Regions from separate parts of the Mus musculus genome. Here region 2 is linked to region 1. A link is a loop called in an ENCODE intact Hi-C map of the cell type or tissue named here. Cell type or tissue: left cerebral cortex. All regions are shown on one strand. Links, peaks and the distances in the headings refer to the core of each region. The heading gives the core; the rest is flanking DNA.

The links. Peaks named below come from ENCODE experiments on the same cell type or tissue, not always from the same donor. Only the 100,000 strongest peaks of a DNase experiment are listed, where the experiment ranks them.
Region 2: a loop joins it to region 1, with 6 times the contacts of the local background. A loop is called at or near these places in 2 of 42 quality-filtered maps.

Annotation. Positions count from the first base shown.
Region 1 is chr1:138,414,401-138,427,511 of GRCm38, forward strand. No RefSeq gene overlaps it. Among named protein-coding and RNA genes, the nearest start is that of Atp6v1g3, 150 kb to the left of the region's middle. In left cerebral cortex, for the core only: a CTCF peak has its summit at 4,333 (motif pointing right); a DNase peak (open chromatin) is centred at 4,306.
Region 2 is chr1:138,338,293-138,351,403 of GRCm38, forward strand. No RefSeq gene overlaps it. Among named protein-coding and RNA genes, the nearest start is that of Atp6v1g3, 71 kb to the left of the region's middle. In left cerebral cortex, for the core only: no CTCF peak of the experiment used is centred there; DNase peaks (open chromatin) are centred at 5,368, 7,872 and 8,334; H3K4me3 peaks cover 362 bases.

The DNA.
Region 1 (13,111 bases), core at 2,141-10,140:
CCAAGTAACAACACAGTGAAGCTAGAGTAATAAAAAATATATCATCAGGAGCTGAGGAGAGAGCTCAGTCAGTAATGTGGTTGCCATGCAATCATAGGGCCTAAGTTGAATCCCCAACACCTATGTAAAAGTCTCGGTGAAGGAGTATCCTAAGGCTAAGGAAGTAGAGAAGGACGAACACTGGAGCTCACAGGCCAGTCAGATTAGCCTAATCAGTCAACAGAAGATTCCAGTAAATAGCCATGCCTGTCCTTCTCATTAAGGTATAGCTAACATTTGTGTGTATGTGTATAAAGGACTATTTGCTTTGTTGTCATGATTGAAATAAAATTCAGGGGGATAGAAGCCAGGGGGGATGACTGTAGGGAAAACATTCAAGGCTGATATCTGGCCACACACACGCACACAAGTATACTTACACACATATACATACACATACATGCACATGTGTTCACATGCATGCACATGCACACACACACACTCATACATGCTCACCTACACACACACCAAGGAAGCACAGCTGCCAGGTTCAAATGATATAGTGGAAATAAGATGTCTTGGTAGAGGCAGTTGTAGCATGAACCACATAACAAGGTTATTTAACCTGCTCTGCCAAGTCAGAAACAAAGACTCTCTCCAGGTCAAGCTCCATAATCCAAGGCTCATGTCTGGCATCTTTTGCTCTGCCTGCTCATTTTCCTAACATAGTCACTTAAGAATAATAAAATAATTTAGCTTGCTGATTGAGCTGTGGTTGTGAGAATGCAACACTTGCCAGCTGACTGCTCATTAAATTATTTGCCCATGTGCTTAGTTTTTATTGGGTTAATAGTGAGCACTAGTAACACAATAGAAGCTAGAATATATGAATAAATAAAACACAGGCTGAGGTCTTCCCATGAGCCAGATGTTGAATAGAAGCAGGTTATGTACAATGAGAACATGATTGAGAGATACAAAGGCATAAAATAAACAGTCAATCTCAGGGTAAGCTTCCATACAGATGGAAGAATGAGCTAGGTTAATAAGGATAAGCAGAGCTGTCAACTGGAGAACAAACAGGGATCAGAGAGACCAGGACTTGTGGCCAGGCCTAGTGGATAGGCTTGCAGCATCTGGAAGGCTAAAGAAGAAAAGTGCCTGTTGTATGAGCGTATCCTGGGTCTTATAGTGAGTTCCAGGCTAGCCTGGGATATCATATGAAAATTTGTGGTGAAGACTAATAAAAAAGCAAAGAGGTAGAAATAAAATAAAATGAAAGGAAAACATTGTTGGCTCAGAAAAGAGAAACAGTTACCACACTTGTGTTAAAAAGGATACTAACATAGTCTCTGCCACTTATGAATGTTCAGTGTCTTCTTGACAATGGGACATGGAGGTGGCATTTGCATTGGAGGAAAGACTTGAGGAGAAAAAGAGAGTAGATTCACAATTATTGATATATGTGTATCCTAACACACGCTGATTAACTAGTAATTAACTAGTCTAGAAGTTGGCTGTTCAAGAGAAAAGAGAGTCTAGAATACTCAGCTTTTATCACCGTGTGACTTGACTAATGGTAGTATGAACCACAACAACCAAGAAGATGAGAGGCGGCCATTCTTTTTTAAAAAAATTAGGTGTTAGGCTTACCTCTATAGTAACACAACCACACTCACAAGATTATACATCACTTTTATTTTAGACTCTGTGGGTCTTTATGTGGGTTTTCATAATCTATTGGCTTAATTCTTGGCACAGACTACATGTTTATGTAAAGATGGGAAGAGGAGAAGAGGAAGTGGAAAGGAAATAAGAGAAAGAAGGAGGGTAAAAGAAGGAAGGGATGGAGAGAAAGAGGGAAGGGGGAGAGAGAGAGAGGGAGGAATGGAAACTAAGAGGTTATCCAGTCATCAGAGATGTGTATAGGTTTACAAATAAAATCATTAGTATGGTCCACAAATTTGATTTGCAAATTACAGAATCAGCAGTGCTCAGTAATTAGATCTTTAACCCTTCCGTGCCAACATAGAGACTTTTCAACCAATAAATTACTTCTAGTTGAAAGGGTAAATTTGGCATAAACTTTTATATGTTTCTAGTGACTATATATCTGCATTATTGGTATCTAAGGTTGTATCTGCAATTGAAACATTATTCTGTTTATTTTGGAGCATCCCAAAGCTTAATAGCAAACGTACAGTTCCTTACGTGGATTCCTATAGAGAACACTATAGCCAGTGTTTAAATATCACGTTTACAGAGTACCATTTCAGGGGTAAGATATAACCATTCAGAAAATTGCAGACAGGCTGACAGATGGAGAAACGACTCCCTGGCACTGAAGTTTCTAGGACTTACAACAAAAGCATGCACACTGCAGTCAAGCAGTGACTGTTCACTTGTCGACTCACTCGATGGCGAAGACTAAGATCATCCTCAGAATCTGGATGCTAACATTATGAGCAATTTTGAATAAAAACACCTAAAATTACTGGCATCTAAAATATCACAGGAAGAAATGGAGAAAAGAGAAAAAAAATGAGTTGGATTTTTTTGTTGTTGGTTTTTTTTGGTTTTTTGTTTTGTTTTTTTTTTTAAAAGAGCCACCATATCCTTTAATATGTAGTGTCAAATGTAATTTAACACTTAACACAATTTGTCTGTAACAGGGGCCTGGCTTAATGCAAGATGATTGGCATAGTCTCTCCCTATTTCATCCATTGTGATGTTCTTCAATTGCCTGTGCGTCTCTTAATCAAAAGAGGAGTTCTGCACCACCTTTGGATATCAAAGGCAAAGGTTTCTATTGCTATTACTGAATCAAAGAACTATTCTTTGAAGAACCTAAGGTGAAACATTGAAAAATCCTTCTGGGAGGCAGATGGAAAATGCCACGTGTGCTTCCCCCACGTATCCGGTGCCATCCATCAAAAGACTAATGAAAACACGGGCCCACACTCACTTGCTATGCGTATTCATTTCTCCTATTATTTTCCTGCATTTTCTGTGTGGTCACTGGTCTTCCTCACTCGGAGTAGAGCTGGACTAAGGAAACCTGCCAGGGTCTGATTAATGAGTCAGGTGAGACAGTGACCCCTGAAATACTTTCATTTCAATAAGCCTTTTATGCTAAGGAGCCAGACCAGGGTGTGAGAGGCATCCTCACAGAAGAGCTAAAGGTACATTACACACGAATAATGATGAGATTTCCTGCAATACAGAGTGTGCTGTCTGTGGCCGTAATGTCACTAGGTGAAAGTTATTTAATTACTTTGTTCTGGCAACCCAAGCCTTTTTGGTTCAAAGGAAGACATTTATAAAGCCTAGTGGGAATTAAGGTATTAACACATGTTCCAGTTCTCTAAAGCTCAATTCTGTGAAACTAAATAATTATGAAATTCACATCATAAATGACTCGACAATTTTATTTTAACTAGAGCCAATAAAGGGTCTGTTTCCTTTTTTTAAAAAAAATTCTTTTTTTTTAAGATAGCAACTACCCATCTGAAAACAGAAGTTGTTAGCCTGCTCCTTGGATTAACATCTGGTAGCATTTTCATCTTTTGCAAACTAGTAAAATGTTATAGTATTTTTGACAGTGGGAGGTTCAGTGCCAGGAGAAATTTTATCAGTACAAAGAGACTACAAAATGGGTTTCTTACTGGGCCACAGGGTTTCTTAATCCTTATCTTACAGCACAAAAAAACTCACTGTAGGGAAGATGCTATTTGCTTGTAATTTCTCTAAGAATTAATTTAGGCAGAGGTTAGTGGCAAAGAATGGAATATAACTATTCCCATTTACTGTGTTAATGCAGAGAATGAAACCTGCCATTGTAATGTTTTGGTTATTGAAAGACTTCATGGGCACTGCTACCTTTCTGGAATAGCCTCACACTCTCAATCAATCAATTACATCAATCTTGTAACAGATCGCATTTATCATTCATTGATTTAATTTTCAAACAATGCTAATTTTTATTACTCTGTGATATGCAAAGACAAACACAGTAAATAGCATCAGTAAGCTTTTTACGTGGGACCTGAAAACCTATCAGGACCACCGAGTCAAGCTCCTTCCCGGGACTTGATAGCATATTCTGTAGAGCAAAACTGCTCTAACAACAGAGGTGGACACTGAGCAGTGTGGGGCCCGAAGTCCAGCTTTGGGTGTGGCAACCTTGAGTTGTCTTCTCATCCTGACACTTTACAAGTTGTAGATTTACTCTCAAATCTTCTGAAGTCACATGCATCCACTTTCTCATTGGTAAAACTGGGCAATTTAGATGTGAAGACCAGATAATTTATAAAAAAGCAATCAGCATACATTGAGCTTCAGTAAGTGCTTGTTCCTGTAGGTGGCACTATATGAAGTTTCAAGTGGAAGGACATTTAAAATATCAACCTCCTGGGATAGACAGATGGTTCAGTAGTGAAACTGCCCACTATGAAAACATTCAGACCCGAGTTGAAATCCCCAGAACCCACATTGAGGGTGGGGTTGAGGTGGCACAGTGACACATGCTTTGAAGGCCAGCAAAGGGGAATTTGAGGTCGTCAACTACTGTAGCTCATCCGTCAGCCAGCCTAGGCCAATTGATGCTTCAGGATCTCTGACAAACCTTGTCTCAAAAGATGAAGACACACACATATGCCTGCTCATGTACAGGCACATACGTACACCACACAGACCTGCATGTGCACCCACATCCACATGTGCACACACGTACTAAGAAATATTATATGCTACATAAAACACACACACAAAATTTCAGCCTCCTTATAGATCTTGAGCAAAAAGATGGTAGGTATACACACACAAAACAAGTTAATATTTGAGCAGGGGTATAAAATACAAAAGCAAAAAAGGAAAAAGTCTCCTGGGTTTTGGAAGCCTCTGTATTCAAATAAATGATTAATCAAGAACATCAAAGCATAGATTACTTATCCAAGGACAAGGAAGGTCAGGCCCAGTCAGTGCTATGAATAAAGAGCTAGAGTTAATTAGACCAGACTCATGGGCTGTGTTATAGAAACAACTTATCAGTTAAAGAAAAGGAGCAGGAAGAGGAAGAGGAGGAGGAAAAGAAAGAAGAAGGAAAGAAAGAAAAAAGAGAGAGATGTCATCCTTTCTACGAATCAGAAACTAGTAAAGTCTCGAATAAGGAACAGAATGGTGCCCCACGTTCAGCATGTCCCGCTATTTTCCACATGAAGAGACTCGCCTATGCAGGTCTCAGGCATACATCAAAGAATAGTTTTCATTCTACTGTTATTACAATATTATAATTGCCCCTCCTGTTGGAGCCTACTGTGTGTTCTTTGTTTGCAGTGTTACTGAAGCGTCCCAATTCCAGAAGGAAACAGAAGCTAAGGGAGAGAGATGTCACATCCCGATTCTCCCTACTAAGTGTATGAGCTCTCTGCAGGTCTGTCCAAGTACCTTCTGAGTCACAGATGTATTTCCAAGTCTTTCCCTTAAGGTTCTATCAAATTAGAGCCCCTAAGACATCTACAAAGTACAAGACTTATTTTTTTAATGAAAAGATATCTGAATTTTCCCACCAACAATATGTGTGCATTGCTACAATTGTATACACCACAGTCAAAGATGCATTTTTAATAAAAGGAAGTGCCCGAAAATACAGTTGTGTCTAGCAATAAAGAAGACCACAGTAATGAGTGAAATATTCACTTCAGGAACACACATTTTAGTTTCCTTCAGAACACCACTATGAACAGTAATATGGCTTGAGCCTAAAGCCTTATCAAATCCAGAAATCTATGATGACAAATCCCTTCCATGTCACATCAATAGGAGTAAAACTTCATTCACTGATTGCACAATACAGATAGAAAGTATTTGTCTTTCAAGCCTTGAGCAGGGAGAAAGGCCTACAAAATTTAGTTTATTCTGGAAAATTAAGAAGATCCTGTACTTCTATTGTTTTGTTGTTCTTAGGGTGTGTGCAGGAGTCAGTGTGTGTTTGTGTGTCTGTCTGTGTGTGTTTATGCATGTGTATGTGCATGTACGTGTGTGCATGTGTGTGTATGTGTGTGCATGTGTGTGTATAGGTGTGTGTATACATGTGTGTGTTTGCATCTGCTTGAGCCCAGAGGACATTATCTTAGGTATGATTCTTCAGTCATAGACCACTTCTTTTTTTCAAACAGTTTCTCACTGGCCCACGTTTTGGCAAATTTGCAGGGCTGACTAGCACCTACCATATCCAGTTGTTAGAGCACAGGTTTATGTCTCTGGATGTAAGTAATCTCTAGAATACACTTTAGTATGTGGGACATTTATGTGTCTGTTTTATATACTTATTCAAGCCTCAGGGGTCTGCCTGTGGTTTCCCGGAATTAAACTGAGGTCCTTCTACTTGCAAGGCCATCACTACCAACTGATCTCCAACTGAGCTATCGCACCAGCCCTCCAGTGTGCTTTCCTAGTAACTGTGTCTTACACAAGAAAAGAAGAGTTCCCTGATTGTGGCTCTGCCTTTCCTGGATGGGCCCCTCTGAGTGATCTGTCTAACCCAGCAAAGTTTCCACATCTTGCAACTCACTTAGAGTCAGCACAGATTAGCTTTTTGTTAAATAAATCTTTGGAGTTATATATATAAGTGAAAATGTTTGTATAACGGATGATAATTGAAATATATTGGCTGGCTACCATATGCCAAGTGATGAAAGAAATCCCTTTCCCTGAACGAGTTTATTTAATACTTTCAATAAATTTTGGTGGTGCATACCAGGTGAGAAAACTTGAGGTTAGAGAAATTAAATCACTCCCCCAAGGTCATGTCACTGATACACAGTGAAACTGAGACCTGACCTAGGCCATCTGGCTCCAGAAGCCCTCTTCTTAATTAGAACCCTTCGAACAGCTCCCCTCAACACAGGAAGGAAATCTCATCATTAAAGCACTGTGGGAACTGTTTAATGATAAACATCAAATGAGTTCCGAACGAAGTGGATTTTTAAATTAATCAACACTGAGACAACATCTTATAGTGTCTTTAACTCAAAGGGAATGTTTGTGTGTGAGTTGAATTTTTCAAAGACCATTAATTTGAGTCCAAAATACATATTCAAACTCTTGCATTTTCAATATTGATTTATATCACTATAAGCAGAAGCAAAGAAAATAACCACATGGATTAACCATGACCTAATTATGTTACTTTGTTCCCTGCAGAAACTTTCCATCTTAATTATTAGCTTTTCACTAGACTACAGACACCCCCATCTATCCTTATTTATCCTCATGATACACATTTATAAATCCACTGATAATAGCAGTGTGTATTGAAATCTATCACATTCCACACAGCACACAAGCCCAAGGCTTCCCAAATTGTTTTAAGACAAAAATGGTCCACGTGCAGTAATTAGCTATGCCAAGACAAAAGGCCTCGCCAAACAAGTAAGTTGGTACAATTAGTTGCTGACCAGGTTTCCTTTTTTACTGAACAATTTCTCAAAGCTATTAATATGGTTGCCAGTATGTATGCTAAGCCACTGCAAGAAGGGGATTCAGCAAAGTGGCCTTTCCCACATGTATTTGGTCATGGAGACTTCAGTTGTTAGATTACATATTTATGTCTCCTGGAGGCAATTGCTAGAACACATTCAAGTACATGGGACTTGAATGCATCTGTTTTAAGTATACTTTTTAAGGCTAGGTACCACCATCTTTGTTATGCCACTGAAACTTAAGCTAGAAATAGTTAAAGTTTTCCTGAGGTTGCAGCTCTGATGTGGCTGTGGATTCTAACTCAGTCCAAGTCAGGGCAAACTGTTCTGCTCCTGCCATCACACATGCTTGCCTCATCAGGAAAAGTAGCAAGAATCTCCTAAAAGAATCTCCTAGCCAAGCACAGTGGTGATACCCTTAATACCCAGCACTTCTGGAAACAGTGGCAAGCAGATCTATGTGAGTTCAAGACTAGCCGCAGATCTATGTGAGTTCAAGACTAGCCGCGTCTACATAGGCAGTTCCAGGCCATGCAGGACTACATAGTGAGACCCAGTTTCAAAAATAGGACAGGCTGCTTGAAGACTTCCAGCCCTCTGTTTCCAGGACTTCTTATCTGGAGCAGAAAGCTCCACATCTGGATGCAAAGAAAAGAACAATCTCTGAGTAGTTACCTTGATAGTCTATCTACTTCCTCTTCCTGTCCCACTTATACAGGTAAAATCATCCCACTCGTTTGACATCTGACTCTGAGATGAAGGATTCTAGACAATGGAAAGTCTGGGACCACCAAATGATGCATACCAAAATCCCTTTCAAAGAGCCAGTGTATTCCTGAGAAACATCCGAGCGCGCACACACAAATTTCTTCCCAAGAATGGGGATTCCTGGACCTGTGTCCCACACTCAGAACATTCCCGTTCATAATGAAGCCTCAGTGACCCACAATACAACCCCATTTCCTTTGAGTTGTGGTGATGGTTGGTTTGTTAGTCTGTTTGTTTTGTTTTGTTTTGTTTTGTTTTGTTTTGTTTTGTTTTGTTTTGTTTTGTTTTGTTTCAGTTTAACAAAAGCTAGAGTCATCTGGGAAGAGGGAAACTTGATTGATAAATTGCCTCCAAAGGATTGCCTGTAGGTGAATCTATGGGCCCGTTTCTTGATTAATGATGGTGGGAGGTCCCAGGTTACTATGGGTGGTGCCTCCCCAAGGTAAGTCATCCTAGTAAGTATTAGAAAGCAGGCTGAGCAAGCTATGAGGAGGAGAAGGCCAGATGAGCAGACTCCTTCGTGATCTCCACTTCAGTTTCTGCCTGCAGGTTCTTGCTTTGGTTCCTGGGCTGTTGTCCATCAGTGATAGACGAAGGCAACCTAGATGCATGAGTGTTGTCCCTTAGAATAGAGCATTCACTGCTAAATGGAAGCCTTCCTCTTTTCTACTGTGCTCAGAAACGGACTATGTCCAAACTCTCCTCATTTCTGCAGTTTCCATCTTATCTAACATAATAACCACATACATTTGTTGAGCTTGCATTGTGTTAGATGATCCACCTCTCCTCCAAACTCAGGAACAACTCTACTAGGTGTGCAAAGAAAAGGATTGTCCTAACACTTCTGGTTGGGTTAATCCAAGATTAAATGTAATTGAGAAATGGCAAGCGTTAAACTGCTTCACTCCATTCTATGATTCTTTAGTATTGTTTAACTCAAAGATAAGTGTGGCATGAGATTTATTAAAGTTTGTACAAACTTAAAACTGTAAGAGCAGTGACTCCCCCAGTGAAGCAATGTTCTGGTCACTTCTATGCATACAAGTAACACGATTCATCTCAATCAAGTAGTTCTGTGGCCCAGGATTATACACAGTTTGCACCATTCGCTCCGTGTTCATCCACCTCAGCACTCTCTCATGTTGCCACTGGTGGATTTACTTCAGCCAGACAGATGAAGTTCTTTCCAAACTGCAAGGTAACAAAAGCCAGACCTTAAACATTATGTCATAAAGTAAGTATTTTTCCTCTTCTGTTTCATGACATCACCATTTAAAGGGGTGGCATTTCTTGTTTTCTACTCTGATCTGTCCTGTGCTTCTGAGATTTTGACAGTAAAGTCCTTTGAACTTCGACAGACAGTGAAGGCTGGCAAAACATTCATGTAGCCAAACTAAACACACATTCATTTCCAAACTGCTCGTTTTGGGGTAATCTTTTAAAGATATATGGCTTGTAATACAAGCCACAAAAACAGAAAACAGAAACCATGCACTGCCTTTAAAATAAGAACATAAAACATTTCAAAAATACCTTGTATGCAGTATTTTGTACTTTACCGGACTTCGATGTGCATAGCATCCAATCAAGTGCCTGGAACTGAGGGTCAGGCAGATTGTGCTAACCACCAGCACTAGTCCCTGTATTATTAATAGCTGATAAGTGGAACCAAAAGGAAACTTATTTTGTCGATGGTGTTGCTGTTGTTTTGTTTTGCTTTGCTTTGTTTTGTGTTTCTGTCAGACTACCAGAGATTAAAAACAAACAACAAACAAGCAAACCAGTGAAACGGCTCCAGAGGATGGAGAGGAATAACAGCTGCATCCAGTCCCAGCCTGATGAAAGTGGACAGTCTGTGCTCCGGGCCACTCACAGACATAAGTGCTAGAGTGGCAGTGTTAGTTGGGAGAGGAAATGGGAAATACAAAGAGAAGTCAGAGATTCTCAGAGTCCCCACAAAAAGCTCTGTATTTTACTAATAGATTCTCTACTGTCAAGCACACAGAGAGCTTTAGCAATAGAGTCACATCCAAATATAAGTGCTTGCTGTTTGATGATAATTATTTTCTTCATTGACCCAAGAAAAACATGCAATCTGTTAATGATAACCCAAGTCTAATTACATAACTAGTAGGCTTCAATTGGAGACTACTTACATAATGTTAAACACCATAAAGATGAGGATAGAACTCATTTCTCCCAAGAATCTGCCTAAGCCACATAAACCTGAAAAATAAAGCAAAGGCTTTTTATTGGTGGGTGTTCAGACAAATAAAAACTGGAATATTTAATATGAAAGAAAACATGACTGTTTCTTCCAGGGAACAGACTTCTTTTGGTAAGGAATGAACAGAATGGGAGCAAGTGTGGAATGGGCAGTACAAGAAAGAGGTTTTGCTTTTTGGTGAGATTTGGAAAGATGACATCAGCCCCCTGGTTGTTCTACAGTGACACTTCCAGTTACTGCTAACAGAATGGGAAACAGCATCTTATACCAAGCTTCTAGTTTCATGAGTTGATTAGAAAAATGGGAAGGAAAAACCTGAAGGATAATCCAAATCATAAAGAGACAGAGGACAAGTCAGAGAGATAGAATGAGATAGACATGGTTTTTAGGTGGAACAAGAGAAATGCTTATTTTCTGAGGAGATGATAAGCTACTAACGAATACAAATATATCACAGTGTTGCGTGTACTGTAAAGTGTAGCTCTTAACTTGTTGAACCCCTTTAAATTGTGGCTGGTGTATCGGCCAGCTTTCACATTCTATATCAAAACATCTGACACATAAATGGCTCAGCACGAGGAAAGCCTTATTGTGGTCCAGGGCTTCAGGGAATTTATCTGTGGTCCTTTGGCTCTATTGTTTCTAGGACTCTGCTGCTGCAGGGCAGCATGGTTGAAGGGGATGGCAAAGGAAAGCTGCTCACACCATGGCATTCCAGGAAGCACAAAGGGGGAGGAAATAGAGAGGGAGACAGAGATAGAAGAGAGGGAGATGGAGAGGAAGGAAGAGAAAAAAATCCCAATATCCTGTTCAAAGGACTATGCAGATTGCCCTTCTTCCAACTCAGCCACATTTCCTAAACTTTACACCACCTCTCAATTGTGAGACAGCTTGGCAACCAAGCCTTTAGTATATGGTCTTTCAGGGACATTTCAGAACCAGTCATGACATAATGTAACCAAAAAAAGTATTTCTATGGTGCTATAAGTTTTTTATAGATAGCAAAAGTAACTATTAAAACTGGATTCCATGACAAGTAAGGTCTTCCTCCACCTGGGTTTTGCTTCTTTAAACTTTTGCCTGTATTCTAGGTATCATGATGTACCTGTCAACATATATACATTATAGCTGAGGAGAACTGTGATGGAAATATTTAATTTGGAGTGTCATCAATCTGGACAAAATCACAGTGATAGAAATGCCACCGTATCACATGCATGGAAATTTTAAAAAATATTAATTACCCCACAAATGGATGAGAGTAATAAGGAATTGAATAATAAGAAAAAGAGTTCTGAGGAGAGCCAGACAGCCAGGAGTAGTGGCTGAGACAGGAGGATGGTCATTAGTTCAAAATCATCCTGGAAAACACAATGAATTCCAGACGAGCTTAAGATACAGTGTTAGATCTTGTCTCAAACAAAGATAGTGGGAGTGGGGAGAGTAACTCTGGAAAAATATAGAAATTAACAACACAAAGAAGAACCATGGACACTTAGGCACAGATAGATTGCCTGATGAAGAGTCCCCTAAGGCTAAGATCCAGACTTGGTTGACAAAGGCATGGTCATGGTTTTCTAAATGACGGAGAAGTCACCATAGTGCCCTCCTGGTGGAACATGCAAGAAACCAACCCTCCAAGGTGGCAAGGAGTATAGAGATATACCTCTTAATAAGCCAACCAAATGGGTGTTTGTTTACTATTGGAAAAACTAACACGCCTTTAAGACTCAGAGTTGTAATATGCCTGCATAGAAGTAGCTATGTGCTTTATCAACATGAGAAACAGGAAGCAAAGGCCTGTCTTCCTGTAATGTTTCACCACTGCCCTCTGCTATCAAAGTCTAACGTTGTGACAGCTGACAATCAATCAATCAATCAATAAATCAATAAATCAATAAATAAATAAATAAATAAATAAATAAATAACAAAATGGACCAAGATCCTTTCACTAGAGCAAGCAATGAATTGAAAGTGCTAATAATGTCACAAGTGACACTGTCAACTTGTTTGTTCACTTTCTCCACACATCTGTGTTTGCATGTGCATTTAAATTATAGTTTGTCAACAAAATGACTTCATATTTCTCTCTTACAGGAGATGTCTGTCTTGGATTTACAATGTTTTATTCTTTCCCCAAGATGAGAAGTACCACCTAGCCATTATATTATCACTACCTTTACTAATTAGTCCCTGTATTCATTTATAACCACATTGGAAATTCTACTTCATAAAGACTATAGTATAAAATCAACATTCACCATTTTTACATAAAATAAAAATGTATAGGAAAACAAAGAAAAATTGCAAACAAATACAAATAACAGATGTATGAAGAAAAGAAAGCCTAGAAACCAGATTGTTCCTAAACCTGGTCCTGATTTTTTGGTTGCTATTTATAGCTCCTTTCTTTAGAGTCTCTTCTAGTCTTTCCTTATCTGTAAGCAAATGTTAGTTGACCACAGGTCTTTGCCTGATGGAGTGATCCAAAGCTTATTACAATGGATCAGTCCTTCTGTCTCCAGCTTTGTGGCCATTGTTGTGTTTTTTTTTTCTTCTCACTTCTAATGAAAGATGGAGATACTGAGAACTCCTTAAAGAGTTCCATGAGCTCAGAACATTATCCTCTTAGAACCCACTCTGTAACGCAGCTCA
Region 2 (13,111 bases), core at 2,266-10,265, 76 kb before region 1:
GTCTTAATTTTCAAGCAACTTAAAGTGTTTAGCATGAGGTATCTTTCTACAGCATGAGTTTGGCTTCGAGGACACTCTTTTAGCCTAATGTATAGAATAAATTACTTACCTAGTAGCAGCATTTAAGAGTAACTTCCCTCTGTATCTTCCACCTTTATTGCTAGCTCTCCATCTTCATATAGACATTGCTTCTCAATAAGAATATGATAATATTAAATATTTTGATCATTCTCATTTGTTTGAATTATATAGAAAATATATTTGTTTAAATTAGGAGATTCAGGAAAGTCTAGGGTCTATCCTTTATCACTTTCAAGTGCCCTCAATATTTCTTCTGAGGAATTTTATAAAGCACTACAAATTCTCTTCTGACTCCTAGTACTCAAATGAAAGAGTCTTATTTAAGCATTCTCATTTAAAATGATTGCTTTGAACTTTATATGCCCCAGTACAAGGAAATGCCAGGGCCAAAAAGTGGGAGTGGGTGGGTAGAGGAATGGGGGGGAGGGTATGGGGGACTTTTGGGATAGCATTGGAAATGTGAATGAGGAAAATAGCTAATTTTAAAAAATTAAAAAATTAAAAAATTAAAAAAATAAAATGATTGCTTTGTTTTAATATATCCATGTCAATATTAATGTGATATACTTCTATTTTAAAAAACAATCTAAACTAACCTGTAAATTTAAGATACTTCTTTCATTGAATACAAATGCATTCCAAGTGTAAGACAGTCAGTCTGCCCATTTACACAGGAGTGAGACTGTATTCAATATTTCCTAGAGTTTTAAGAAATACAGTGTTAATTGTTAAGAGGTAAAGGGGAGTAGCTTCGTTGGTAAAGCATTTGCCATTCAAGCCTAATGACCTGAGGTCTATCTTTAGAAGCTATGTTATAAAAATAAAAAATCAGAAGCAGAAAAACAAATAATTGGGCATGGCAGCATTCACTTGTAATCCTGGCTCTGAGGTGGTAGAAATGAGCTTGCTGGCCAAATAACTTGGATTGTTAGGTGAGTTGTGGACCCTTAATCATCAGGGAAATGCAAATCAAAACAACCCGGAGATTCCACCTCACACCAGTCAGAATGGCTAAGATCAAAAATTCAGGTGACAGCAGATGCTGGCGTGGATGTGGAGAAAGAGGAACACTCCTCCATTGTTGGTGGGATTGCAGGCTTGTACAACCACTCTGGAAATCAGTCTGGCAGTCCCTCAGAAAATAGGACATAGTACTACCGGAGGATCCAGCAATACCTCTCCTGGGCATGTATCCAGAAGATGCCCCAACTGGTAAGAAGGACACATGCTCCACTATGTTCATAGCAGCCTTATTTATAATAGCCAGAAGCTGGAAAGAACCCAGATGCCCCTCAACAGAGGAATGGATACAGAAAATGTGGTACATCTACACAATGGAGTACTACTCAGCTATTAAAAAGAATGAATTTATGAAATTCCTAGCCAAATGGATGGACCTGGAGGGCATCATCCTGAGTGAGGTAACACATTCACAAAGGAACTCACACAATATGTACTCACTGATAAGTGGATATTAGCCCCAAACCTAGGATTCCCAAGATATAAGGTATAATTTGCTAAACACATGAAACTCAAGAAGAATGAAGACTGAAGTGTGGACACTTTGCCCCTCCTTAGAATTGGGAACAAAACACCCATGGAAGGAGTTACAGAGACAAAGTTTGGAGCTGAGATGAAAGGATGGACCATGTAGAGACTGCCATATCCAGGGATCCACCCCATAATCAGCATTCAAACGCTGACACCATTGCATACCCTAGCAAGATTTTATCGAAAGGACCCAGATGTAGCTGTCTCTTGTGAGACTATGCCGGGGCCTAGCAAACACAGAAGTGGATGCTCACAGTCAGCTAATGGATGGATCACAGGGCTCCCAATGGAGGAGCTAGAGAAAGAACCCAAGGAGCTAAAGGGATCTGCAACCCTATAGGTGGAACAACATTATGAACTAACCAGTACCCCGGAGCTCTTGACTCTAGCTGCATATGTATCAAAAGATGGCCTAGTCGGCCATCACTGGAAAGAGAGGCTCATTGGACACGCAAACTTTATATGCCCCAGGTACAGGGGAACGCCAGGGCCAAAAAGGGTGAGTGGGTGGGTAGGGGGAGTGGGGGTGGGTGGGTATAGGAGGGACTTTTGGTATAGCATTGGAAATGTAAATGAGCTAAATACCTAATAAAAAATGGAAAAAAAAAAGAAAAAGAAAATGGCAGACAGCACTTGAGGATTGATTGGTACTTGATGTTGCTCTCTGACCTACACACACACACACACACACACACACACACACACACATACACACACACACACAAACACACCCCCACACACACAAACACACACACACAAACACACACACACATACACACACACAAAAACACACCCCACACACACAAACACACACACACAAACACACACACACGCACGCACGCACGCACGCTATTTCACATTTTAGATTATCAAAATCTTCCACTGTTTTTAACAAAATGCTTCATATTCTGTCTGATTCTGAGTTAGTTTGTGACTCTATTGGATGAAGTCATGAGAATGTCAACATCTTTTCAAGACAGCTCTGCTATTTCTAGGGAGCTAGATTCATCCACTTGATCCCAAACAGTTTTCTCCTATGTCTAACAACAGGAAGTGTGGGGAGCCGCCCTCACATTCGCCGTTACAAGATGGCGCTGACATCCTGTGTTCTAAGTGGTAAATAAATAATCTGTGCATGTGCCAAGGGTAGTTCTCCACCCCATGTGCTCTGCCTTCCCCGTGATGACAACTCGGCCGATGGGCTGCAGCCAATCAGGGAGTGACACGTCCTAGGTGGAGGATAATTCTCCTTAAAAGGGACGGGGTTTCGCCATTCTCTCTCTTGCTCTGGCTCTTGCACTCTTGCTCCTGAAGATGTAAGCAATAAAGTTTTGCCGCAGAAGATTCTGGTTTGCTGCGTCTTTCCTGGCCGGTCGCGAACGCGTGTAAGAAGGAAGAAGTAAGAGGGAACCATATCTCATCTTATACCTAGGAGTCACACACACTACATTGATGAGCATCTCATTTGCAGAACTTTGCCACATTGTCACTTGGCCCATTTGGAAATGTAGTCTGTATTTTGTTTGTTTGTGTTTCAGAAAAGGTCTCACTGTAACATAGACTGGCTATGAACCACCATTCAGCCAAAGATAACATTGAACTTCTGATCCTCCTGTGCCTACTTACTCCCCGATCCAGTTTAGGCATGTGCTTCTCTGCCTAGTTTATGAAGTGCCAGGGGTTGAACCCAGGGCTCTGTTCATGCCAACCAAACACCGTATCAACTAGGTCCTTAGAGATGCAGTCTTTACTGTTGCTTTGGGAACTGTCAGGAGATAGATAATCACATTATCTGGCAACACAGCATCTGGCAACAGAAACATTGCAGCTTTAAATACCAAAAGATAAATAGCATAAAAATCTTAAATACTTAATTTTGATAAGTCCTCACATTATTTTAACTCCAAATGTAATAAAAATGGAGTCAATGGAGCTGATAGTGGATTGTGTGAATGCTGGAAACTGGAAATGCCAGTTGAGTCCATTTCTCTTATTAGTCTCAGACTTCTGTCCTTCTGTCATTCGTGCCTCTGAGCCTCAACATCAGTCAGCGTATCACTTACTTTATTGGTTCCCAATTTCCTTTATAATAATGAAGATCAAAGAAACAAGCATGGGGGATAATACTTTAAAAGGCAGGCCAACTCGACATGTAAGTAACCACAATGATGGAAGGCATACATCTTAAAGAAAGGACCATCTGTGGCTCGTTCATGTCCTGAGGCGTTCCACACTCAGCCTTCAAAAATGATAAGAACTCAACAGAACAAGTCTCCCAGCTTGTGGGCTCAACTCATGCATCATAAAGTTGCACTATAAAGTGATATTTCTCCAGCTAACCTTCTGCTACCAAATGAACGCTCTTCTTCCCCATGCTGTGTCCCATGTCTGCAAGTGTGTGACATATAAAGTATGGAAAAGAAGAAGCAGTAGGACTTGGATGTATGTGAAGGGAGACGAAGGATTCCAGTCATCTGCTAGACACGGAGGACTGAGTGTGAGGAATGAGGGTGATGTTTTCTGGGGAAGCATCAGAAACAAAATCACTGTTGAAGAAAATATTCTTAACAAGTCACTTCAGCAAAAAGCTTTTCACTCACCAATTTTGGAACAAGCGCACACTGTTATTATTTATTAATGTGGTGATACTTAATTACAAAGTTAAAATTATAGTGTCTGATAAATGTAAAAAATAATACTATGTTAGGGAACTAAAAGCTTACACATCAAGTGTTAGGGACAGCACTTTAGATGATGCTTTTAGGGCTCTGGCATTTTTCTCTTTTCCTTTAGAGTAGAAGGTAGTGATCGGTGCTGAGGTGGGTAGGTCTGGATGCAGGCACCCAGGTGTGGCAAGATGTGGCTCCTTGTTACCAGGTGGGAAAAGGGCGCGGCAGATGGAACACTTAATGCATTTTCAATGATCTCTTCATTTTTTTTTTTTTGTCTTTCTGTGACCTTTCCAAATAACCCCGAGAAGAAATGACACAATCATTGTGCCTTCTTCTTTTATGATAGATGCACTTCTTGAATTATAGTCAACCTACTGTATCGTTCTTTATCGCACCCTTTAGTCTTTTTAAGTGTATTGTAGACCTTCAGTACTAATGTCTTCAAAATTAGTATCTTACGGTGTCCCCAAATTAAGCAATTCTCTACATGTTCATCTGGCACATGGTACTACCACCCTCTCACTCTCTGCAGCCAGTTACCACCTTCTTAAGTCTGTTTGTTTTGGCACACACACACTTCCAGACCCCAAATCAGATGCCTCTGGCTTATAATGTGTATCCTGAAGTGGAGATTCCCCAACCCCTCGGGACAACCAAACCTTCCCTCTTTACTCTGGCAACTCTTAGGACAGTCCCCTCAAAGGGCCATTTACTTCCTTGTTTGTTCCTTCTCCAGCTTCTATTTTCTAAGTGAGACTTCAAAACCCCCATGTGCCCATCCTCACTAAAACCTCCAGAGTTATTTCCATTGATAGCTGCAACCCAGTTCTCAACCCCTTTGCTTGCCTGTCATCCTGTAAGGGCTGAGAGCTCCTATCTCTCTGGCCCATTGGCTCTCACTTTCTTAGGTGGGTCATATTTTGTTTGTCTTGATTCTGTGATAAATACCCTGACAAAAGCAACCCAAGGAAGGAAGGAAGGGCCGAGGCTTATTCTGACTCTCACTGCTAGGCTGCTGTCCATCACGGTGGATGAGTCACAGGAGCAGGAGCATGAGGGAGTGAGTCACTTTGTTTCCTTAGTCAAGAAGCAGAGGACAGCAAGCACATGTTATCTTGTACACAATCTAGGATCCCAGCCACTTCGTAGTCCTACCTCTATGAACCAGATCTTCTCATCTCAAGGAATGCAATCAAGATAACTCTCCACAGGTATGCCCAGCGGGCCATCTCCCAGATGATTCTAGATGTAACCCCCTTCCATATCCTGCACAATTTACACCATTTTAGAGAAATCTTCTGTTAGCACCAGGAAAGTATCAAGACCCAGACTTAGTAGATAAAATTACTCAAGTCTGATGGGAATTACCAACTCTCTGAGGACTTGTGAAAAATCAATTTTGAGTTGTATGGATTTACATGCGAACCAGGCAACTGTAGTTAGAAACTGAACTAAAATAGTGTTCTAAAGAGAACATAGCTATAAGAAAAAAAGCACTTGGGTTTAAGGAGTAGTCCTTTCATTCATATCTTTATTACCCCAAGAAGTCTATTTTATTACATCCAGAGACACTTTTCTTTTCTGTAAGGACATGCAGATAATGTCACAAGTATGAGTTTATTGTAAGCATGACATAAAACAATTGTGTGCCTGGGCTATGGCAGCAACTCAGTGGCCCTGGAATGCGGTTTTGTCTGTCTCTCTTATTCTCATGTTAGGCTTCACACGTTTGTTGCTTAAGAGTGTTCTAACCCCTTCCCCACCAGAGAAAGGCACTAGTCTACCACACCGTGGCTAGATAAGTTATGGTAACAGCGGTTTCCAGTCTTTCTATTAAAAGAGATTTGTCAAAGTCACCATACCCAGTTTAACTTGGGCACTGATTCACTGCCAGCATGAACAAGAGAAAGAAAAGAAAGAAACAAGGAAGGAGAGGGGGAAGGGAGGGAGAAACAAAGGAAGAAACGAAGGAAGGAAGGGAAGGGAAAATCATCTGATGGGATGGTTTAACCTTTCAAATATCTGAGCATTCTCTGGAGAAGTCAAGTGGTCTAAGAATATGCTTGTTCATTCATTCATTCATTCATTCACTCAACAAACATACTAAAGGTCCCAAGCACATATGAAGGACAGCAAGCACATAGGAAAGGTACCAAGCACTGTTGTCCGTACAGACCCTGCAATGGAACAAAGAAAAGATAAATTACTCCAATCCAGTGGATCTTACTCTGTTCACTCTCTTACCTAGAACCAAATCACATTTATCTATCCCCTGAAATGATAAGCTTGGGTTGAGAGCCCTGTGATTCCCTGCATGGCTTGGAGCTTCGACTGCTTCTCTAACGCCTTGGTTTCCAAGCCTGAGTGCCTGTGATAGTTGTTGGACACAGTACTGCCTGAGGATACTACCTTACTTTGAGTCTCTCGGCATAGTTAACTACCCCCAACAGGCATGAGTAGAAAGGCTGAGTTATGGGTATATCTTTTATGACTCTCAGCTAATCATAGCCATCAAACTTCTTCAAGTCACAGGCGACCAGCTAATGAGACCCCATTCAAAACAGCAAAGCCCACCTGGAATCAGTTAAGCTGTTTGGGGACCCACTTCCTGTTTCCTGAGCATCAACATCCCCTGATTATGAGCACAGCCCTCAATCACAGGATCCCAGTGTGCAGACTGTTCTTGGCTCCAATAAAGTCTGCTAGAGTTCAATGTGGCTAATATTTTAATTCTCATATGTTAAGGTCCTAGCATGTCCAAGCCGCAATTCCGTGACAATATTAAACGGGCTGTCCTATCATGTCAACTAGACTATCCCTTGTCGACTTCAGATTTGTCACTTGAATATTTAAAAACCAGACTAAGAGGAGATGAAAACTTTAGAACAGGTCCACACCAGCTTTGTTTCTCTAACTCAGTGATGGGTTAAGGTTTTCTAGCTCACGGATGGGATCTGAACACCAAGCTGGTAGGTATGAGGGACATTGCAATGGCACAGATTTCTGTTCCTGTACTCCAAAAATAACCAAGCATTCCTGCAAGGTCAACTATCAGATCCGAATCCTACCCCGATTCAAATGAAATCTATTTTCTCCCAAGCATCCGCCTAACATCACTCTGGCTATCCACATTGATGTCCTAATGCGTCTATTTGTTTCAAATGATTCATCTTTATACAGTTCAGTGCATTCACTACGATAGGGAGCATTGTCAAGCAGGTGGCCGTGAGGCTCATTCTCTGAAGGCTAAAGAAAACCTTTTTTTTTTTTTTTTTTTTTTTTTTTGTTATTCATACTCCGGTATCCAGGTTACATCTTGATAATTACTTTAAAAACTAAGAGTAAAAAATGGCAGATGGAATGTTGTTGCTTTTCTTTCTCCTCCTCTTCTCCCTTTATGTCTTCACATTGTCAGGATGGCTCCATCCATTTAGATGGCAAGGCGGGCTCTGAATGAAGGCAGACCTGCACTTCCTCAGTCATCTCTCCAGTTCAATTACAGAGCTTTAGCGGGGCTAATTAGCATTCTTCAGAGCGGGAGCTCTTTGAGTGACAGGTAACCATGGAGAGTCACACTCTGGGTGATCAGCAAGAATCTAGCATTTCTTTTTAATTAAAAATTAGAAAAGCCTTGAAGAAAAAGCTGAGCGTTTACTGCCGTGTGCCGCTGCTGGTCCACGGTCGCTGCTGGGTAGAGGATAGCAATGGTGTCAGAGGGAAGTGGGGACCGTTTCAAAGGGAATCCAGGAGGATACCACAATAGTCTGAAACGGGGAAAAAATGTTTATCCTTCACTCTGACAACGGACACCGGAAAGAAAGCATGGAAAGACAAAAGATCGGGAGTTCTCCTCATATTACTCTGCTATCCCCTTCAGAGTTTGAAAAATAACGTTGTACTCAATAACAATATTTTTTTTCTGCCCGTCAAATGTTAGATTTAGCGCTTTGGCATAGCATTTGCAGTTATATAAATGATCCATGTTTAGTAACCACTGATTGGATGGGGATGGGAAATGTAATAGCCAACTACAAATATTAACAATTGTTTCAGTCCTGAGAATATGCAAAGGCCCTTTAGTGTGCAAGCACCTCGCCTGCTCCGACCGAGCACTTGAGACAGCAGAGAGTCTTTCCAGTGGAGTGACTACCAGGTCCGAGAGGTGAGTGAGGAACGGTCAGCTTAGCTCAGTAGCCCACGTGTGGGGAAAAAGTAAAGAGAAATCCTGGAACATGTTTAAAGCACTCCATAATCCCCCTACTCAAAAGCACGTAAGTGAACAATCTGGATGATCAGAGTTCGTTTTTATTTTTTCCCAAACTGAAAAGAAAAGGTTATATTTTCTTTCTGCTCATATCCATCTTATTATTTTTAAATTTAATTTCAACCTGCCTCTCCCTTTCCTGTTTTTACCCAAAAGTAGAATTGTAAAAAAACATTCTGTGGTGTTATTTCTGGCCAGTATCAAGCCAGGAAGCTCTTGCAATCTTGAGGGAGTGCCTGATCCTGAGAGCTTGCCAGCCTTCCTCCAGCTAGGTGGAAGAAAACAAAGACACTCGATACTCTATGACTTCTTCCTCAGCGCTTGTGGATGCTCGCTTACTTTGGGAAGATTCACAGCAATAGCGAATGATGAGAATAAGTTGCATTAATTCACAGGCACATGCGTCCTGGTTCCCCTTCTGAAAACTAGTGGGTTGGTTTTTTTTAAGGTAAAAGTTGAATGAAGAAACAGATGTTAACTCCAAAAGTCTTTCTCCTGCAATATGTAGCAATGGGCATTCCCCATCAAACTGCTCATGGAACACTCCTTATAGCCATGCTCTTTAAAATAACCCCTCAACTTTTGAGATTTACACAAAACTAAATTTTACTCCATAGCAGTATTCTCCTCTCAAAATTCAAAAATCTAACCTCAATAAATTTAGCTTATGATTTGCTTTTGATGTAAAAGCAAGTGGGAAAATTTTAAAAACTTAAGTTCCATAAATTTCAAACATAATTTTTTTTCAGAAATTATTTTATAGCTAATAGAATTCTACTGGAGGAGGAAGGGCCATTCTCACACAGGAGCATCAGTCTCCAGTCTGAGCAACTTCACTCTGCAGGGTATTCTGTTTCACCAGTTATGTAGCTGTGTCCAGCTGTCATCCATGGTATTGACTACTTCTGTGGTTGTGATCTATTGTGGGTATATAAATATATAACATATGCATTGCTTTTTTTCTTCCTGATAGTGAATGAAATCGTTAGATTTTTTCCTGAATAAGCAGAAAACACTATACATTTTTAAACAAATCCATTAAAATAATCAGTGTCCTCCCTCCATACTGAGTGCATTTGGCATCTTGAACTACATGGCCATTTCTAGCTAATGTTAAAAGAAATATATTGAATTATTGGAAACTTAGAACTGTTTTCACCCAAATTCAATTCTGAGCATCTACAGATTGGTCAATTTGAACCCTTATGCCTATGGGTTTTTTTTTCTTTCTTCTAGTGTGTATGGACACCATTGAAATAAAAGAGAAAACTTGCAAGAATGAGCCACTTTACAACATTTCATATTTAATTAGAGAAGACGAGCCAGGAGGGCTGCTGACACGGTGCCAGAGAATATTTCTAATTGCTTTACATCTTCCTACTTCGTGATGATGTCTCCTCTAGTGGGAGAAAAAAAATAAATCAGTTAATAATTACAGGTACTACCATTTTTTTTTTCAGAAACAGTCAACACCCCTCAGTCAGCTAGCTCGGACCTCAGTGTGGTGAGCTGTGCTTAGTCTCCTGGATACTATTGTTTAGATTTTCCTCATTGATTCCCAACACTTACATAAAGTCAAACACATCAGGCCTCCTGCTGATGGAGGTTAATCTGCTCACTGTACAGATGAAGGACAGGTCACAGCGAGGCTTCTGGCCCTTACTCACTAGCTTCTCCATGAGAAGTAGAACTCAGCTCCCCCATGAACACGCTTTGCTTTTGGGTTCCTGCCATTCCCTGGGGCTGTTCGTTAGATTCCACACAGACTTCTCATGACATGACTCACACTTGACTCACAGAGTCTACAAAGAGCACAAAAGCCAGCTGACCACATCCTGCCACGCACACCCCTTTAACAGTCCCAAGCCCTCTCTTTCTAAGTCACTGCCCTGGGAAGACGGTATTATACCCAATCTGATAGGTACTTACTTCCTTGTGCTATTGCTCTGACGGTCTCAGGGCATTTTGCAAACACTCTGCATTCACCTTTACCTCACCGGAAGAAAATCCTCTTTGTGCAGGGAAAAATACATTGGTCTTAGGTAGCTTCTACTTTCTGGTTTGTCCCTAGTCTGTCTGATATGTGTTTATGTATGCTGCCTAATGTCTAAGTGTTTGGCTCATGTCTCTCACTGGAGCGGGGGAGGGGGGGTATAAGAGATACTTTACAGAAATCTTTAGCAAAGTTTTATAAGCAAAAATATCACAGAGTTCAACTGAGCCATGTGACAGACAATACTGCCAACATACCGTGTATCAAACAATATCTCTATGCTGTTTCCAACATTTATGGCAAGTATTTGTAGCATAAGGTCTCTTTTGACATATTTGCTGTTTTCAACAAATGATTATCATAACACAAACACACACACACACACTGTTCTCTGGGTCAGGGGCATGGAACAGTACATAATTTAAGATTACAGCTATGCACTAGTGTAGGTTGTAAAAGGTGATTATATTGGAAATCCAAAGCAAATAAAGTTGGGTGTTCTTTTGTTCTCTTAAATCAAGTTAAGCAAGCAGGCCAAGTACACAGTAGGATGGCAGTCATAGTATTATATGACCTCAAGGTGTATTGTTAACTCAGGGGACAGGGGCTTACTGGCCTCAACCGTACACAACACACAACTAAGGAATTCTGTGAGAGAGTAAAAGAAATAGTCTCAGAGAAGAAAAATAGGTAAAGAAATAAACCAATTGATTATCTAATACCAAATGCCCGACCCTGAAAACATATGTATACAAGTAATATTATATAGGCTGAGTAGGTTGTATTCATTTATATACATGATATATAATATTCATTTCTATATGAATATTATATGTAAATGAATATATTCATATGTAATGCATAAATATGCCAACTCTTCATCATATGCAATGATTTTAACCAGTTGTTGCATAACCTCAGTGCCTATGAAATTACTGATTTTAACTTCCTAAACCCTCTCCTGCTGAACACATCACAAAGGCTGCCTGTTAGACTTACGTGTGCCCTCTACTCCTGCACTGTAGCAAATCTGAAAAATGGATTTTCCATTGAGTATTACTGCTCTGTTTTTTTTTTTAATTCAGCCACCAGTAGAGAGATTGAAACAAATGTATAGGCTCAAAAGATCAAATAGACTATGAAGCACAGAAACCCAAGACAATATGGGCAATGAGTAATAAAATTTGAGATGTAGAGACACCACTTGGGTAGATCAAATTTTGTAAGTTCAACCCAGAAACAACCACAAGAGACTCATCAGACTTGCTAAAGGTGAGGTGTCAGCTAGTGAACACCCTCAGATCTGTTACAGACTTTTATCCCACCTTACTCAGCTGAATAAATTCTAGCCCAGGTCATTTTCTTTACTCAAACCCTGGAGCGCCTTCAGATGGAAAAGTGACGTATACCGCTATACCACTCACAGTTTGCTTCTGCCTGCTGCTCTCCGGTAACTTGAAAGTGGTTCTATGCAATGGCCTGCTTCTCCTTATTCCCCGAAGCTTGAAAAGTTCTTTCAGCTAAATGAGCACCCTGAAAGCTACGTTTGCAGAGCACATCTGTCTGCATACTCTCAGCCATACAGTGCTCCCTGCCTCCACCCGCTAAGCAGGAAGTGTAGGAACTGGACTACGTTCTCCTGGAGGAGGCTCTTGTTAAGCGCACCATCACTCCTGCATCTGGGAACCTTAAAGTTTAGTATCACGTGCACACACGGGCACACACATATGTGTAATACATATTATGGATGAACATGTATATATAATACATAACATACACATGTATAAATGAAGAAAATGTGAGAAATACTATAAGTTTAGTATCACGTGCACACACGGGCACACACATGTGTAATACATATTATGGATGAACATGTATATATAATACATAACATACACATGTATAAACGAAGAAAATGTGAGAAATATTATAAGTTTAGTATCATGTGCACACATGGGCACACACATATGTGTAATACATATTATGGATGAACATGTATATATAATACATAGCATACACATGTATAAATAATGAAGAAAATGTGAGAAATACTATGTTTAGTATCACGGGCACACACATATGTGTAATAAATATTATGGATGAACATGTATATATAATACATAGCATACACATGTATAAATAATGAAGAAAATGTGAGAAATGCTATAAGGAGAATAGAGTGGACTTAGAGGAACTACATGTTTGGAAGAATATGTTTTCTCTGAATGAGATACAGGAGGAATAAAAAAAAATACACAGAGGGAAAAAAAAAGGTGGCAATTAAGTTGACTTATAAAATGAACATTGGATCCCATTACAGATGGTTGTGAGCCACCATGTGTTGCTGGGAATTGAACTCAGGACCTCTGGAAGAGCAGTCAGTGCTCTTAACCCCTGTGCTGGCTGTTTTTGCGTGTCAACTTGACACAGGCTGGAGCTATCACAGAGAAAGGAGCTTCAGTTAGGGAAATGCCTCCTCAAGATCCAGATGTAAGGCATTTTCTCAATTAGTAATCAAGGGTGGGAGGGTCCATTGTGGGTGGTGCCATC